Regions from separate parts of the Mus musculus genome. Here region 2 is linked to region 1. A link is a loop called in an ENCODE intact Hi-C map of the cell type or tissue named here. Cell type or tissue: gastrocnemius. All regions are shown on one strand. Links, peaks and the distances in the headings refer to the core of each region. The heading gives the core; the rest is flanking DNA.

What was found. Peaks named below come from ENCODE experiments on the same cell type or tissue, not always from the same donor. Only the 100,000 strongest peaks of a DNase experiment are listed, where the experiment ranks them.
Region 2: a loop joins it to region 1, with 2.1 times the contacts of the local background. A loop is called at or near these places in 2 of 42 quality-filtered maps.

Annotation. Positions count from the first base shown.
Region 1 is chr19:53,596,468-53,603,987 of GRCm38, forward strand. Smc3 (structural maintenance of chromosomes 3) reads left to right here and starts at 3,929. Exons shown (of 29, transcript NM_007790.3): 1 at 3,929-4,087; 2 at 5,016-5,091. The coding sequence starts at 4,073. In gastrocnemius, for the core only: a CTCF peak has its summit at 3,447 (motif pointing right); DNase peaks (open chromatin) are centred at 3,586, 3,904 and 4,381; H3K4me3 peaks cover 1,449 bases; H3K27ac peaks cover 1,857 bases.
Region 2 is chr19:53,271,287-53,278,806 of GRCm38, forward strand. No RefSeq gene overlaps it. Among named protein-coding and RNA genes, the nearest start is that of 1700001K23Rik, 20 kb to the left of the region's middle. In gastrocnemius, for the core only: no CTCF peak of the experiment used is centred there; no DNase peak of the experiment used is centred there; H3K4me3 peaks cover 441 bases.

The sequences.
Region 1 (7,520 bases), core at 2,203-4,702:
AAGGAAGCACCATAAATAAATATCTTCTAAATTGTGAAGAGAGAGAGACATAGAGAGAGGAGGGGGGAGAGGGTGAGGGAGAGGGAGAGAGAAACAAACACACACACACAGAGGGAGGGAGAGAAAGACAGAGAGACACACACACCCAAAGACACACACACCCAAAGACACAGAGAGAGAGAGAGAGAGAGAGAGAGAGAGAGAGAGAGAGAGAGAGAGACATACCTGTAATCCCAGTGCCCTAGAGGCAAAAGGATCAAGTTTCAGGACACCCGGGCTTCACAGCAAGTTCCAGGCTATCTTGGCTACATAAGTAAAACAGAAGAAAACACACAAAACCAGTCATCCCCTACAAACCAAGTCCTTAGCAGAACCAGCTGCAGACAGCTCCTTACATTTGGAAGACTTCATCCTCAAGTGCTCCAGGGAGCCTTAGCTTACTGGGGAGCCCCTGAGTGAACCATGTGGAGCCAGGATCGATGCAAAAAGCAAGAGGAATTTATTGTTCCAGTGCACTGGGGTTGTCCCAGATCCAAAGGAGAGGCAGCCCCCAGGACCTGTTTAGCGAGTTTTTTTATATGGTTTCCAGGGGCAGAATAGAGCATCAGCAACTAGGCACAATATGATTGGCAGAACAGTGCACCCTTTAAACTGATTGGTCTTTAGGGAATGAGGTGACAAGGACTTCCCTTGTCTGTAGGTGGGCAAAGGGTCTGTCCTGTTGTTGAAATGTTAATTAGCCTCGCCCTTCCGGAGGGACAAGTGTCTCATGACCTTCTCAAAGTTCCTAAGCTGACCTTTTCTGTGCTATAACAATACAACTCAGTTCTCTGCTTCTTTCTTTCTCTAAGGCAGAGGGAGGCTGCACAGCCGAGCACAGCTGACCTTCAAAAGCAAGGCAAGGGCCTGAAGGTCGTTCCCAAGTTGCCCTGTGCTTCCATATGACAATATACCTTGTCCCAATCTCCACTGAGTGCCCCAGGATTGACCCCAGAGGACCTCCTTGGTTGAAGTTCCTGGCTTTTCTCTCTTTAATGTCTCATTCTCCTGGACCCCATTACTCTGCTGGCTGAGAGTGCCTTCTATATAAACTACCTGTACCCTTAGTTTTCAGCTACTATGAAGTGCTATCAATGTTATGTATAATTCTTTTTTTTTTTAATTTTATTTTTTAGGTTTTTTCGAGACAGGGTTTCTCTGTACAGCCCTGGCTGTCCTGGAACTCACTCTGTAGACCAGGCTGGCCTCAAACTCAGAAATCCACCTGTCTCTGCCTCCCAAGTGCTGGGGTTAAAGGCATGCACCAGCACTGCCTGGCATGTATAATTATCTTAAACCTTTTGATTCAAAGACCCTACAACCATCTTATCTGGTGTTGAATGCAGTCATGTGCTCTGTAGCCCTTGTGTAGCCAGCTTCCTTCTCTTAGCATTTTAAAAAAGAAATTCATTCATGTTTGTAGAATGCATCCTTTTTTATTGCTCAATGGTATTTCTTTTCTTTTTTGGGGGGGGGGTGTGGGGGGGGGGAGTGTTGAGACAGGGTTTCTCAGTAGCCCTGGCTGTCCTGGAACTCACTTTGTAGACCAGGCTGGCCTCGAACTCAGAAATCTGCCTGCCTCTGCCTCCAGAGTTCTAGGATTAAAGGCTTGCGCCACCACGCCCGGCTTCAATAGTATTTTTTTTTAGATTTATTTATTTATTTATTTATTTATTATATGTAAAGTACACTGTAGCTGTCTTCAGACGCACCAGGCACCAGAAGAGGGCATCGGATCTCATTACGGGTGGTTGTTAGCCACCATGTGGTTGCTGGGATTTGAACTTCTGACCTTCGGAAAAGCAGTCGGGTGCTCTTACCCATTGAGCCATCTCACCAGCCCCCTTCAATAGTATTTCTTTGTGGCGTCTATTTCACTTTCATTTTATATCGCTTGATACTTAGTAATCTGTGATAACTGTTAAAAGCCAGGAGAGCCAGGCACTGTGGTAAGAACTTGGCCTCTGTGCATTTTCCCTTCATAAGATTTGGTTACTTTGTGCAAAATAATTGAAGAGAGCAATAGTAACAAAATGAAATTCTTCATCTCTTAGATTTTACTATCATGGAGAGAGACAATAAATATAAACAAGGCAATAGTCTAAAATCACTTATTTGATATTGTAGAGATTTAAAAAAAAAAACCTTTTTCCCCTATTTATATGATTATACAAGCTAACTGAATAAAGTTCATAAAATGTGTAAAGGCCTAAGAAGGAAAGTAAAAATCTCATTGTAGTGGAAACCATCATAAAAGTTCTGGTGACTTCACTATTATTGAAAAATAGGGTCTCCTTCAAACCCACTAAGCAGTAGATGAATTTGAACTTTTGATCTTGCATCCACCTTCCCAGGGTTCTGGGATCACAGATGTGTGCCACTAGGCTACCCAGTGCTGGGGAAGCGTCTAAGACCTCCTGTATGACAAACTAGGGCTTTACCAACTGCACTGCAAACCCAGCCGTCATCCTGAGGAACTGAATGAAGGCTTAGAATTCTGTTTATAATATACCCCAAACCCTCACAAACTGACAGGGGTAGAGGTCCTTAACTCCCAAAATGAAATTTTAAATTAAATTTCTTTCTTTCTTTTCTTTCTCTTTTAATACTTTTTCTTTTTTTTTTTTTTTTCCCTCAAACTTTGGGTGGAATTTGGCCAGAGTTTCAGATAAAGGATTCCCAGTAGGGCACAAGATTTGCCCTTCCTCGTAGACATGTTGAGGGTGAGAACTGCCTCAGGAAGCAGGAATGGTGACCAGGACCTTATTAGGTCGTCCAGGTTTGTTTGTTTATTTCCCAGTAGGCAATTTTAGAGTTGCCCAGAACTCTACTCCCTACACTGATTGTATACATTTAGCCGGGCAGTGATGGCATAAGCCTTTAATCCCAGCACTGGGGAGGCAGAGGCAGGCAGATCCTGAGTTTGAGGCCTGCCTGGTCTACAGAGCGAATTCTAGGAAAGCCAGGGCTAAAAAAAATCCTATACATTTAGGGACTGACCCTAGTACCTACCTATTTCTTTTCTTTCTCTCTCTTACTTTCTTTTCGAGACAGGGTTTCTCTGTGTAGCCCTGGCTGTCCTGGAACTCACTTTGTAGACCAGGCTGGCCTCGAACTCAGAAATCCGCCTGCCTCTGCCTCCCGAGTGCTGGGATTAAAGGCGTGCACCACCACCCCGGCTCCTTTTTTTTTTTTTTTTTCTTTTTTCTTTTTTTTTTAATTTACCTATTTCAAGAAATTTATTTGTGGCAATTGTACAGGTCTTTCTATAAGGAGTTTAAAGTCATCCTTAGCTACAAGGTGAAATCGGGGCTTGGAAAACTAAAGACAACCTCCCTAAATCAATCCCTTCAAATGTCCTAGCGTCCTCCAGTTCTCTCAGAGCCGTCAGGAGGCTCGGAACCAGCAGGAGGCGCTCTGAGCTAATAAAGAGAATAATGGAAGCGCGGAGGTTCTGAGCTCAGAACCCCAGGCAGTCACAATGAGACCTACATTCAAGTCGGGCGCTAGGCTGACAGGCCACGTCCTTTTTAAGCGGCCCGGCGACCACGTGACCTCCGGCGCGCTCGGCGATTGGCTCCGCTCGTCTCACTCCAGGCTTTGGCGCCGAGCAGGCCCCGCCCCTCACGGGCGCGACCATAGTCCGTGCGTCCGGAGGTAGTTCCTGCCGGCCTCTGGAGCGGGGCTCCTCCGAGTCGGACTCCCAAGTGATTCTCAGCAAAACAAGAGGATAAGAAAATCCTTTTCTCAGATCAGGTCCGTCTAAGAGGGCCGCGGGAGAGGGGCCTTTCCTACGCGACAGAGTGGAACCGGCCCAGACTCCCCCTGCGATCCGCATCGCTTCCATCGTGGTTCCGCCCGACGCGCGGGCCCCGCCTCCGCGGCCGCCGCCATTTTGTTTGGCCACAGGGGGAGCGAGCGGGAGCGAGCGGAGCGCTGTGAGGAGGGGGCTGTCTTGCTCGTCTTCCGAGCCTGCGGCCGCGCTGCTGCGGTGCTGAGGCGACGCCTTCCCCCTGCCGAGGGGCGCGGAGCCATGTACATCAAGCAGGTAAGGGCCGTGAGAGGCGGCGGGGTGTCCCGGAGCGCGCCGCGGGTGGGTTAGGGCCGGCCTGGGCTTGGGGGGGCGGGGAGGAGCGGGGCCCTGACGAGCCGAGCGCCGGGCTGCAGTCGGCGCTTTCCCCCGGGGCGCGGTGCGTGGAGCCGAGCGGAGCCGAGCGGGACCGGGCGCGGCGGGCTGCAGGCGGAGGCCCGGCTTCCTCGGGCGCCGCGGGCTGCTGCGAGCTGCTGGGAGGCCGCGTCGTTCTGCAGGCAGGCATGGCGGTGCATGGACCGCCTTCGCGAGGCCCCGGGCTGGGCTGCAGGCTCTCTCCGCCTTGCCTCAGGCTTTGCCCCAGCAGGGCGGACCCTCGCAGCAGGTCGCGTCGCGCCTGCTCACTCGGTTGTTTACTTCTGTCAAAATGCTCTTCCCGCGCGCGAGCGCCGAGCCCCCGGGACACGCGCTGGGCGACGTTTTTCTATTGGACGGGTCAGGCTCGGAGCGTTGCGATCCTATCTATCCCCTTTTCACTTAATTTTTATTATCTTATTTCTTTTTCTCAATGGACTCATTGGGGCTGGCCAGTGGTTTGACTGAAGGATGCCCTCTCACTGGGCTCGCAGGCTGGCAAGCTGCGACCAGCTCGCTCGCCCGCCCGCTCGCCTGCCTGCTGTCTGGACCTTTACTGTCGTGCAGAGCTCGGGGTCGAAGCCGCTGGGTTTGGAGAGCTTCTCCCAGAGCAGCCCTGCACCAGCAAGGGTTGCAGGCCATGTCGGAAGGGGTTTAGCGAATCTTTAACTTGCTTGCTCCCGATCGCAATGGTCTCCGCCGAGTGGACCGTTTCTGTCTTGCCTTGCGTGAGAAGCAAGAGACGGAGAAGGAAAGAATGTTGCCCTAGAAGTGCTTTCTGTGTTCTCAAGGGTTGTCTCTTCTTTAATAGGTGATCATCCAGGGCTTCCGAAGTTACCGAGACCAAACAATTGTAGATCCCTTCAGCTCCAAACATAATGTCATCGGTAAGTAAGTGTTCTTGGTTTACCATGTTAGACTTAGAATTGCTACCGATAGACGTGACAGGCCAGGGGAGACGGGAGTTGTCTTTGAATGTTAATATTCCTCCATGGGATTACCTGTTTCGTGTCTGCACCGATGAATTGCTTATTTTATAAAAATAAAATTTTTGTGTAACTCAGACGGATAAATCATTTTGGAGCCCAGTGGTGTAAGTTAAGTAGTGGAATGTTTGCCTAGCGTGTGTGTGTGTGTGTGTGTGTGTGTGTGTGTGTGTGTGTGTAGGATGTTGATGATGTGTCTTCATTTCAGAACCTTTTACATGAGAGGGTGTCGCCTGTTTTGTTCTTAGTCCATCACTGTTACTTTCTTTGAAGGATGGCTTATTTGCAGATTGTGGTCTTTTTCCCTTGCCAATTTCTTTGTGAGTGTGAGTTTTTATGAGAGACGTGAACAGACACTACCTGTCTCAGAAGGCCATTGGAAAGAGTAAAGAGAAGGGATATGGAAATTTGAGATTAAAGCTCACATGATTGTTGCCATTAACAGTACTTAGTTAAGGTTTTTTTGGTGTTTAAAGTCTCCGTTTTGCTGAGGAAACCACGTGCCACTGAATTTTGAAGGATGGATGAAGTTAGTGCTAGACTTGAGAGGTTCTGGCATTGGTGGTTTGACTGTTACAGTGTCCTAGTTGCAGTTTGCTAGGCCAGCCAGATGAGGTACTCTAGACAGTGGGCTAGGTGGTCCTGGAGAATAGAGGTTGGGGTTTCTGGTACCAGCAGGAGTGAATTCTGATGGGGCCTCATCGGGACCTTATCTAGCACTGTCAGTACAGGATAGGTGAGATCTGCGAGCAGACTTAGTCGAGGGGAAAAAAATGCCAGTGTTCACAGAAGGCCTTTAGAGAACAAGGCATTATTTACATAACATATGAAAGAAAACAACGAAGGAAATCCAGGAGTGGTTACTTAGTTCCAGCTACTCAAGAGGCTAAAGTGAGAGGACTCTTGAGTTGAGGAATTGAAGATGAATGTAGTCTGTGGCAGGACGGTTGGAGGCTAGGCTCTTTCTGCTGTTGGTACATGGGCTGCCCCCTTTGTGAGAGTAGAGTAGCCTGCTGTTTGTTCTCCTTGTGCTTGAGCTACAGAGGGTGCTAACCGACTAACTCGCAGCACAAGCATCTCCATTGTACTGGGCTTTTGCTGCATTTCATTATAGGAGCTTCCTGGTGTTTGCTAGTCTGAAAATCCTAAAAATGGAGAAAAAGAAATAATAACTAGGTTTTATGATATTTCTTATACTTCTAAGCTGAAAAATGCCTTAATATTTCAGTTGTGTGGTTGTCATCTGTGGAGATAGTGATTGCTATCTAGAATCATGTCTATGAGGTCTGTTAAGTATTTTTGTTTTAGTCAGATAGCAGTAGTTCTTTCCCTTTGCTTGCAACATAGTTTCTTTTGAGAGGAAAGTAAGAATTCTTCTATGTTTTAACTAAGATAAAGCTCCTTTCTTGATGCTACTTTTCCTGCCTGGTGCTGTTCACTGTGAGACAGATGGGAAGTTGTTATTAATGGGAAGAAAGTGGGAAGTAGTTAGGCAGTGAAGTTGTCTTTTAAATATATAGTGATGGGCTGGGGAGGAAGCTCAGCAGTTAAGAGCGCTTGCAGAGGACCTAGTTTGATTCCCAGCACCCACAATGGTGGTTCATAACCATTCATAACTTGTTTGAGGGGATCCAATCAATGCTTCTGACCTCCTGGCACCAGACACACATGCATGATATGCATATACATACATGCAGGTAAGATACACATACACAGAAGATGAAATAAGTAAACCTAAAAAAAACCCAACTTGTTTAATGATTTTGAGCCTAAAATAAAAGATTTGAAAGCAAATACCTCTTGAGCTGATCTTTGCCTCTGTGATTGCCCAAATATTGTTTGCCCTGTATGTCCTTGTCTCCAGTCTTCAGATCTGACAAAGACAAACTGAAGATACATTAGAGCAAGGAAAAACTACCCTTGTGAATCTACAGTTTTTTTATCATTGTTCCCTAAAATAGTATACTATGACAGTTACTTATGTAGCATTTCTGGCAGAGAGTACAACAAAAGGATCAATTTCTTTGTCTTAGTCAGGGTTTCTATTCCTGCACAAACATCATGACTAAGAAGCAAGTTGGGGAGGAAAGGGTTTATTCAGCTTACAATTCCATACTGCTGTTCATCACCAAGGAAGTCAGGACTGGAACTCAAGCAGGTCAGGAAGCAGGAGCTGATGCAGAGGCCATGGAGGGACGTACCTTACTGGCTTGCTTCCCCTGGCTTGCTCAGCCTGCTCTTATAGTACCATGACTACCAGCCCAGAGGTGGTCCCACCCACAAGGGGCCTTTCCCCCTTGATCACTATTTGAGAAAATGCCTTACAGTTG
Region 2 (7,520 bases), core at 2,581-5,080, 320 kb before region 1:
AGCAGACCCTGCTTCCAAAAAGAAAAAGGAACAAAGGTTTAAGATTATAAGCATCAACAATGTGTGAGACATTATAATTAACATAGATATGATTAGAGGACGCAGGGACAGGGATATGTGTAGGTTATATGCAGATTCAACCCATTTTACATGAGAGGCTTCGGTAATATCTGAGGGTTTGGGTAAGCATCTGTAAGGTCCTGCCTGGCAGGGTTCCCCAACACCCCCCCCCCACCCCTGCATCCATGTGTGATGTCTGGCACATGGATGCAGATCTAGAACAACAGGAAGATGTGTGGCTACCAGAGCAAGCACAGCGCATGGGTAGAGAGACTGCTGATGGACGTGGGATTCCATTTGGGGTGATGGGAATGGTTTAGGACCAGGTAATGGCTGTGCAGCCTTCTGAGTGTACTAAAATCCACCGGAAGGTACGCTTATAGGAAGCAAGTTACATACAATTTGAGTAATATCTCAAACTTTGCTGTCAAAAAGTTACATATATGTCTCACATTTATTTAAGACCCTATTAAAATTTTTAATTAAAAACATTCCTTAATTACTTCTGATTTTTTGAGACAAGATTCTGTCAGGTAGCCCAGGCTGACCTGGCATTCACCATGTAGACCAGGCTGGCCTTGAATTTGCTGTAATCCTGCTACCTCTACCGAGATTATCGGTGTACACCACCACAGCCAGCCTAAGGTCCATGAAATAAATAGAGTAGAAGGCACCAAGACTTCCCACATGGCTCCTGCAGAGCTTGCCGCTTCCAATGTCCCAACCAGAGCAGCCCATTTCTGATCGTTGATGGGACTATGTGGACACACCATCACCGTCCAAAGTCTGGGGACTACATTGGGACTCATGGTTGGTGTTGTAAAGTCCTTGGGCTTTGGTAGTGGTCAGGTGTCCACCATTGGAATATCTAACACAACAGTTTCACAGCCCGAGGAATCCCCTGTGCCTCATGTACCCCTCTGCCCCCCAATCCCCAGCAACCACACTGATTCTTCTAGTGATTCCATAACCCTGCCTTTCCCAGGAGGCCGCAGGGCTGGATTCACTGGGCGGAGCCTTTTCAGACTGGCTTCTTCCATTGAGCACTATGAACGCATGTTCCCCCATGTCTTCTCATGGCCAAATAGCTTGCTTCTTTCAGAGCTGAATGCTATTCCAGTCTCTGAATACACAACCGTTTATTCTTCAGCTCATTTACCGACACTTAGTTTTCTTCCAGGTTTGTACAATGAGGACTACAGCTGCTATGAACACGGATGGGCAAGCTCCGGTGTGGACGTAAACATTCAGTTCACTTGAGAAAACACCAAGAGATGTGATTGCTGGTCTTGCGAGAAAAGAATGCTTCATTATGTTTGCAAGAAAGTGCCAAGTTGGGGGAGGGGGCCAAGTTGGTGCAGTGGTACCTACCTGTTATACCTGCCATCTCAGCAGTAGGGAAGCTGAGGCAGGAGGACCACGAGTTCAAAGCCAACTTGGACTACATAGAAAGTCTTTAAAAAAATAAATAAATAAAAGTAATAGTGCCCACAGAAGCCCTGATTCACCTCTGAGAAAGACAATGACAACTTCTCAGAGCTGCAGGGCTCGGATGCTCCAGTTTACAAAGAGGAGGGAAAGGAATTGACTTGGCTACATGAATTAGCCGAGTCCAACAGTTGCTGGGGCTGAAGATTTGCTTGCATTTAACAGGTTTTTTTTTAAAGAGCTTCATAGATTAAACCCTGCACGTATTCAACCCTACCCCCTCCCTCTACACCAACTCCTCCCATGCCCATCTAAGAGTATAACCTTTTCTTTTTTGACTGTACACACACACACACACACACACACATTACATAGAACATGCTCTGAGCCCATTTATACATCGCTCACAAGCATATGTGTCCCTTGGGGGGGGGGCATCCCTGGAGGAAACCATTTCTGTCAGCAGCCACTGATGACATCAAACAGCTGTTTGAAGACAGTCCAGCAATGTGCGCCATGCTTCCTGAGTTCTGGGCCAATGTGTGTAGCTGGTTGGGATCAAACATCAAACAAGAAAGATCTCTTCTTGAGATTCCAGCTGGACCTCGGAGGGTCACCGGACAGTGCCCTTCGAGCCCTAAGGAAGTGCGGAGCTTAGAGCGAGCAGCTCCACTTGTAAGGATTTATGTTGCATGCACACTCACACGTTCAATCGCTCAGATACATGGTTACTCACTGCAGGCTCATCTCTAGCAGAACCGCTGGAAACGGCCCGAGTCATCACTAGATGGCTGCCCACGTGTAATGACGCATCCGTGACACACACAGAGACCGCAGTAGTAAGGAAGCTTTGTGTACAAACAGGAAGTGACATCTAAGATCCATCATCTAGTGAGAAAGTAAGGTGCAGCCAGGCGTGCTGACATGGCTACTTGGGAGGCAGAGGCAGGAGAATTGTACATTTAAAGCTTGACAGCACTGTGGTCCAAATTGAAAACCAGTTCAGGCAACTTGGTGAGACCCTGACTCAAACAAAAAAAAAAAAAAAAAAAGGGTGGGGTGGAACGGAGGAGGTAACTCAGCGGTGAACCAGCCTGCCATGCAAGAGGCCCTGGGTTCAATTACTGGTCCAAAAGACTGCAGGACTCTCACGGGGACTTGATATGGGAAGTAGGAAAACAGGGTCACTGTGTGTTCCAGTTCCCCTCCCTCCCGATTACACGCGGACCTTCCTGGACTCGCAGGGGCTCGCAGGGGCAGGGATGGACAGGACGGTGGAGGAAGTGAAACAGCAGGGCCCCGACTGATAGTTGTTCTCCTACACCAGGGTTCTCCCGAGGAAGGGAGCAGGGGCTCGCCCAAATGGAAAGTGGCTCTGTGGCTAAAATGTGTACAGTCAACTCCATCAACGCAGACCTTGAACGATGGCAAGGCTGAGTACGCTGTGACGGGTCAGATACCACGTGTTGTGTCGTTGCCCACGTGTGCTTGCCCACGGAGCTGCCCTGGAGAGCAATCTGTGTGGAAGAATGATGACAGTACATGGAGTGCACTTGGAGAAACGCTGCATATTAAATGTAAGTGAGCATAAGGAAACTCAAACGTAGGCTGGACCATGAATCTGCCACTCAACGAAAGTGGGCTGGACCATGAATCTGCCCCTCAACAAAAGTGGGCTGGACCATGGATCTGTCACTCAAACAGTATGTGTTGTTGATTTGGTTTTGTGTGTGTGTGTGTTTGGTTGGTGTTTGTTTGTTTTACGGTGGATCAAACTATTAGCGAGCAGTAAAATCAATTTAGTGGGTTACAACCAGCTCTAAAACAAATGATTTGGATAGAACAGAAAGTAATGGGGTATGCAGTTTTTACCACGCACAAGTGCGCACACATGCATGCCAGGCTGTGGTAGAAACCGTGCTTCCTATGGGTACAGTATTCCAGGCCTGTAATCTCAGCACCCAGGAGGACACCTGACTTCAAGGCCAGCTTAAGCCACTGAGTGAGTTCAAAGCCAAGCTATAAAGCCTGGTTTTGTTCTTTTGGATGTTGTTGTTGTTGCTGTTTTTGTTGTTGTTGGAGTAGCTCAATCAAGCGTCTTGAAAGTGTGCGGACCTGACTTGATGCCCCAAACTGATATACAAGAAAACTAACCATGTATGCAATGTGTGCTTATAATCCCAGGGATGGCGAGATAGAGACTACACATTCACGAGTTGTGGTACCCACCAGTCATCACCCCCAAGCCCACACTGGTTCCCCTTTGCCCTGAGTAGAGTCCAGGTATCCCGTGGAGAGTATAGCCAGCCTGTGGCATGAACTCAACCCGCCTGTCCTTTCTCTATCCTAGAGAGTCAAGTTCTTTATTCCCACACTTCCCAGTTCCCCTGCAGTGACCTTCATGTCACACACACACACACACACACACACACACACACAGAGCTTCCAGCCCTAACAGTGCTTAGTCGACCTCATTCCCTGGTTTCAAATACCTCAGGTTCAGTGACATTTCTAACTATCTATCTTCTCAACTAGACTCCAGGCCCCTTGCAGCCAGCGACTGTGTCTGGTTATGTCCTATCTGGTCTTGTCTCCCTGCACAGCACACAGGTCAAAGCTCAGGCAAGGCCAGTGAGCAGATACAGAACAGGGGGGAAGTTTCAGCTGACTGAACTCTGCGAACTTCTCAGGACCAGGGGGGCCACAGCCAGCAAGCTGCTCCAAGGACTGTCTCCATGACTACTCACTGACTGGGTCCAGACCCCTGGGATTCTACCCTCACAGAGTGTCCCAAACATGAGGGATTAACCAAGCAGCCTTTTGACTTTAACCACAAACAGGGAGGTCTGTAGCCTTTGTCAGTGGGTCATGCTATGAGGAACCCTTGTGACCTTTTAAAAACAGTACTGGGCTGCCTCTCCGCTCAGAGTGAGGCCAGGAAAGCTGCTTTTGAACAGGTGACTGGCGTAAACTAAACGTTCGGAACTTAATGGCCCGGCGATAAAACGTTTACCAGCCCCACCTGCAGGATCCTGCCCTAGACTCAAACTCAGGCTCCGAGTTTAGCAAAAGGGCAAATGTTGGACTGTAGATTCCAAGACAAGGGACCGTGCGTTAACAGCAGGGTGAGTTGGAAGAGATGAACAGGCATACCTGACTGACCCGTACCTCAGCCTGTGGCAGCTGGAATCTGGAACTTAGAAGGTTCAAGCCAAGTCTTTGGTGTTGTGACATACAAAAAACAATAAACTAAACCTTGAGTGTTGTTCACCAGGACCTGGACTTTTAAAAAGGGCCTGAACAGAGCCCATATCTATTGAAATAGAGTACACACACACACACACACACACACACACACGTCTGTGTTCCTCTGTTTTGAGTCAGGATGACCACTATGAACAGCCAGATTGCAGTTTAAAACCATGGCAGCCATCGTCACTTAGCCAGCCCCCCTAAGGCTGCTATCTCAGTTATAGACCCAGCTAATAGTCATATGTACCCTATGTGGTTGTCCATAGGATTCACCCAATCAGCACATGCGAAGGACCTAGTTCATTTCTTATATTTTGACCATGACAAATATTCCTAATCGATAGCTAGTAACATCTTTAAGCATAAAAAAAAAAAAAAAAAAAGCAGATGATCTGAAACGTGCACCCACGTTCACGAGGCTGATGCAGGAGGATCCGGGGTTCAAGCCAGCCTGTTCTTCATGATGAAACAAAACAAACACCCCTCCCTCTCCCCCACAAATCTCTTAAGTGATCCAAACGGTGGTTATGAAATGACATTTTCTGCGGGTCTGAGGGACTGCATGGTGGCTTGTTACATCTAGCCTCCTTATCAAGGTCTGATGCCTCGGTCAGTGATGTCAGTCTGGTGCCGAGGGTGAGGAATTTTGCCTCTCTAAGCCTGTTAGCTCATCTGTAAAATGAGCGAAATCGTGGCGCTTACTTTAGGAAACTTACATGAGGATTAATGGAGAGCCTCCAGTGAGGGTGAGGTAGAGTTGTTGACACAGCCTCACTGGAGGTGCAGAAACTGCCACTGTCAACGGGGCACTTGAGAGGAGTCTGGGACGGAGGGGCACTTCAGAGGAGACCGGACCACAATGTCTCCACTTCTTCCCTAAAACCATGTCCTAAGCAAACCATCACCAAAGTAGCTTTTCACCGGCTTGCTTCACTAAGGCAAAGAAGGTTACAGGCAAGCAAGCGTGGGCTCCCTCCAGACTGCGGGCCCCAGGGTGTCAGAATCTCTGAAACTCCTCCGACGTGGAACCAGAAACGAAAGCACACGTGTCTGTCCTCCCCCACCCTTACGTGGCTCCTCCCAATCCTGCTCCAGGTATCTCTGGGGCATCAGGGCGGCTCCTAAGACAGCCCAGGTGCCTTGGAGCCTGTCAGAAGGTGCCAGAAAGTCTGACACAGTGTCTCAGGAAGGACCTGCCTAAAAATAGAATCTCAAAAATCTCAGGCCACCCAGGAGTTAGGAACCCTGATAGGGCATCGGGCACAGTGTCTCACTGGCTTGCTTCTCAGGCTTGCGTGCTACTAGGTAACCGCAGATACAGAGGCCCTCCCTGGAGGCTCGGCTCCTGCTCAGAAGGGAGGGCCTGGGGACCAGAAAGCTGAGGAGCATCTCAGGTAATTCTTATAGCCAGGCAAATTACAGCATCTCTAAGACTGCCCGGGAGAATGGGGCGTCACCATTGTTTCTTAAGGGAAGATGACGTTAACCGTTAAGAGTGCAGACTTTGGAGCCAGATATGGGCAGGGGCCTTGGTGCTCCCAGCTGCTGGCGCAGCCACATTCATCCAGTAACTTAATGGTTTCTCCTCTGTGATGTGGGGACAGTAATTAATTGCAGGCATCTACCTCCCAGATGGTCAGTAGGTTTAGTGATGGCAGTGTAGATAAGAGAGCCGAGTGGGGCTTGACATTGTCCTCAATAAAGGCCTAGGCCAGAATAGCTACAAGGAAGGGAGAGTTGTTCCACGTTCTTTCTCGGGTTGACTGGCATGTGCAGTCGAGAGATGTGTATATCCAATGGGCACTGACGCCTCAGAGTTTCCAGCTCTCTCTCTCTCTCTCTCTCTCTCTCTCTCTCTCTGTGTGTGTGTGTGTGTGTGTGTGTATGTGTGACGATCCTGCAGGCATCTGGAAGTAGACATGGCACCTCCCTTTTCACCACCATCCAACACACACATCACAGAAAGCTCCTCAAGGCTGGGTGGAAACCCCAACACAATCCAAAAGATAGAATGCAGGGGCTGGAGAGGTGGCTCAACGGTTAAGAGCACTGACTGCTCTTCCAGAGGTCCTGAGTTCAAATCTCAGCAACCACACGGTGGCTCACGACCATCGGTAATGGGATCTGATGCCCTCTTCTGGTGTCTGAAGACAGCGATGGTATACGCACATGCATTAAATAAATAAATTTAAAAAGAAAAAAAGGTAGACTGCTTCCCCCACCCTTAGACCATCATGGCGTCTATATTGCCACAAGACCCCAGGAACAGTGTATCTGAGCAGGTGAGCTGGAGACACTCAGAAGCTTGCTCATCGCACGAATTAGCTGTGAATTTAGCTGTGAGAACGTGAGAGGGAGAAGGACATGTCAACGCACTCCACGCAGACCTACGCATAGCCTGAATCAGCAGTTACGCCTTCTGCTGCTGGCCGCCTGCAGCCAAGGGCTTCTGCCAGCCCCAGCCCCTCTCTTTCCATCCGTGGAACACATGCCCCACAAAGGCTGAGATGACTGCTGCCTGTTTGCTGCAGAAGAAAAGGACCCACCCCGACTCCCACCCCTAAGCCAACGCAGTGGTGGAGCCACGGGTGACGGCTTGAGGTATCCTCCCTCCCTGTGTCAACTGAGAGCTCAGAGCCCTGGAGGAGGCTGTTCTTCCAGCTTCTCCCAGAGGAGTCTCTCCAAGCCTCTGTTTGTTATCTGTGAAAAGAGAAGAAACTTTAGTATCCATTTCTCAGGATTTCTGTGGTGCAGCTATTGTGACAATCCAAGACTAAGTT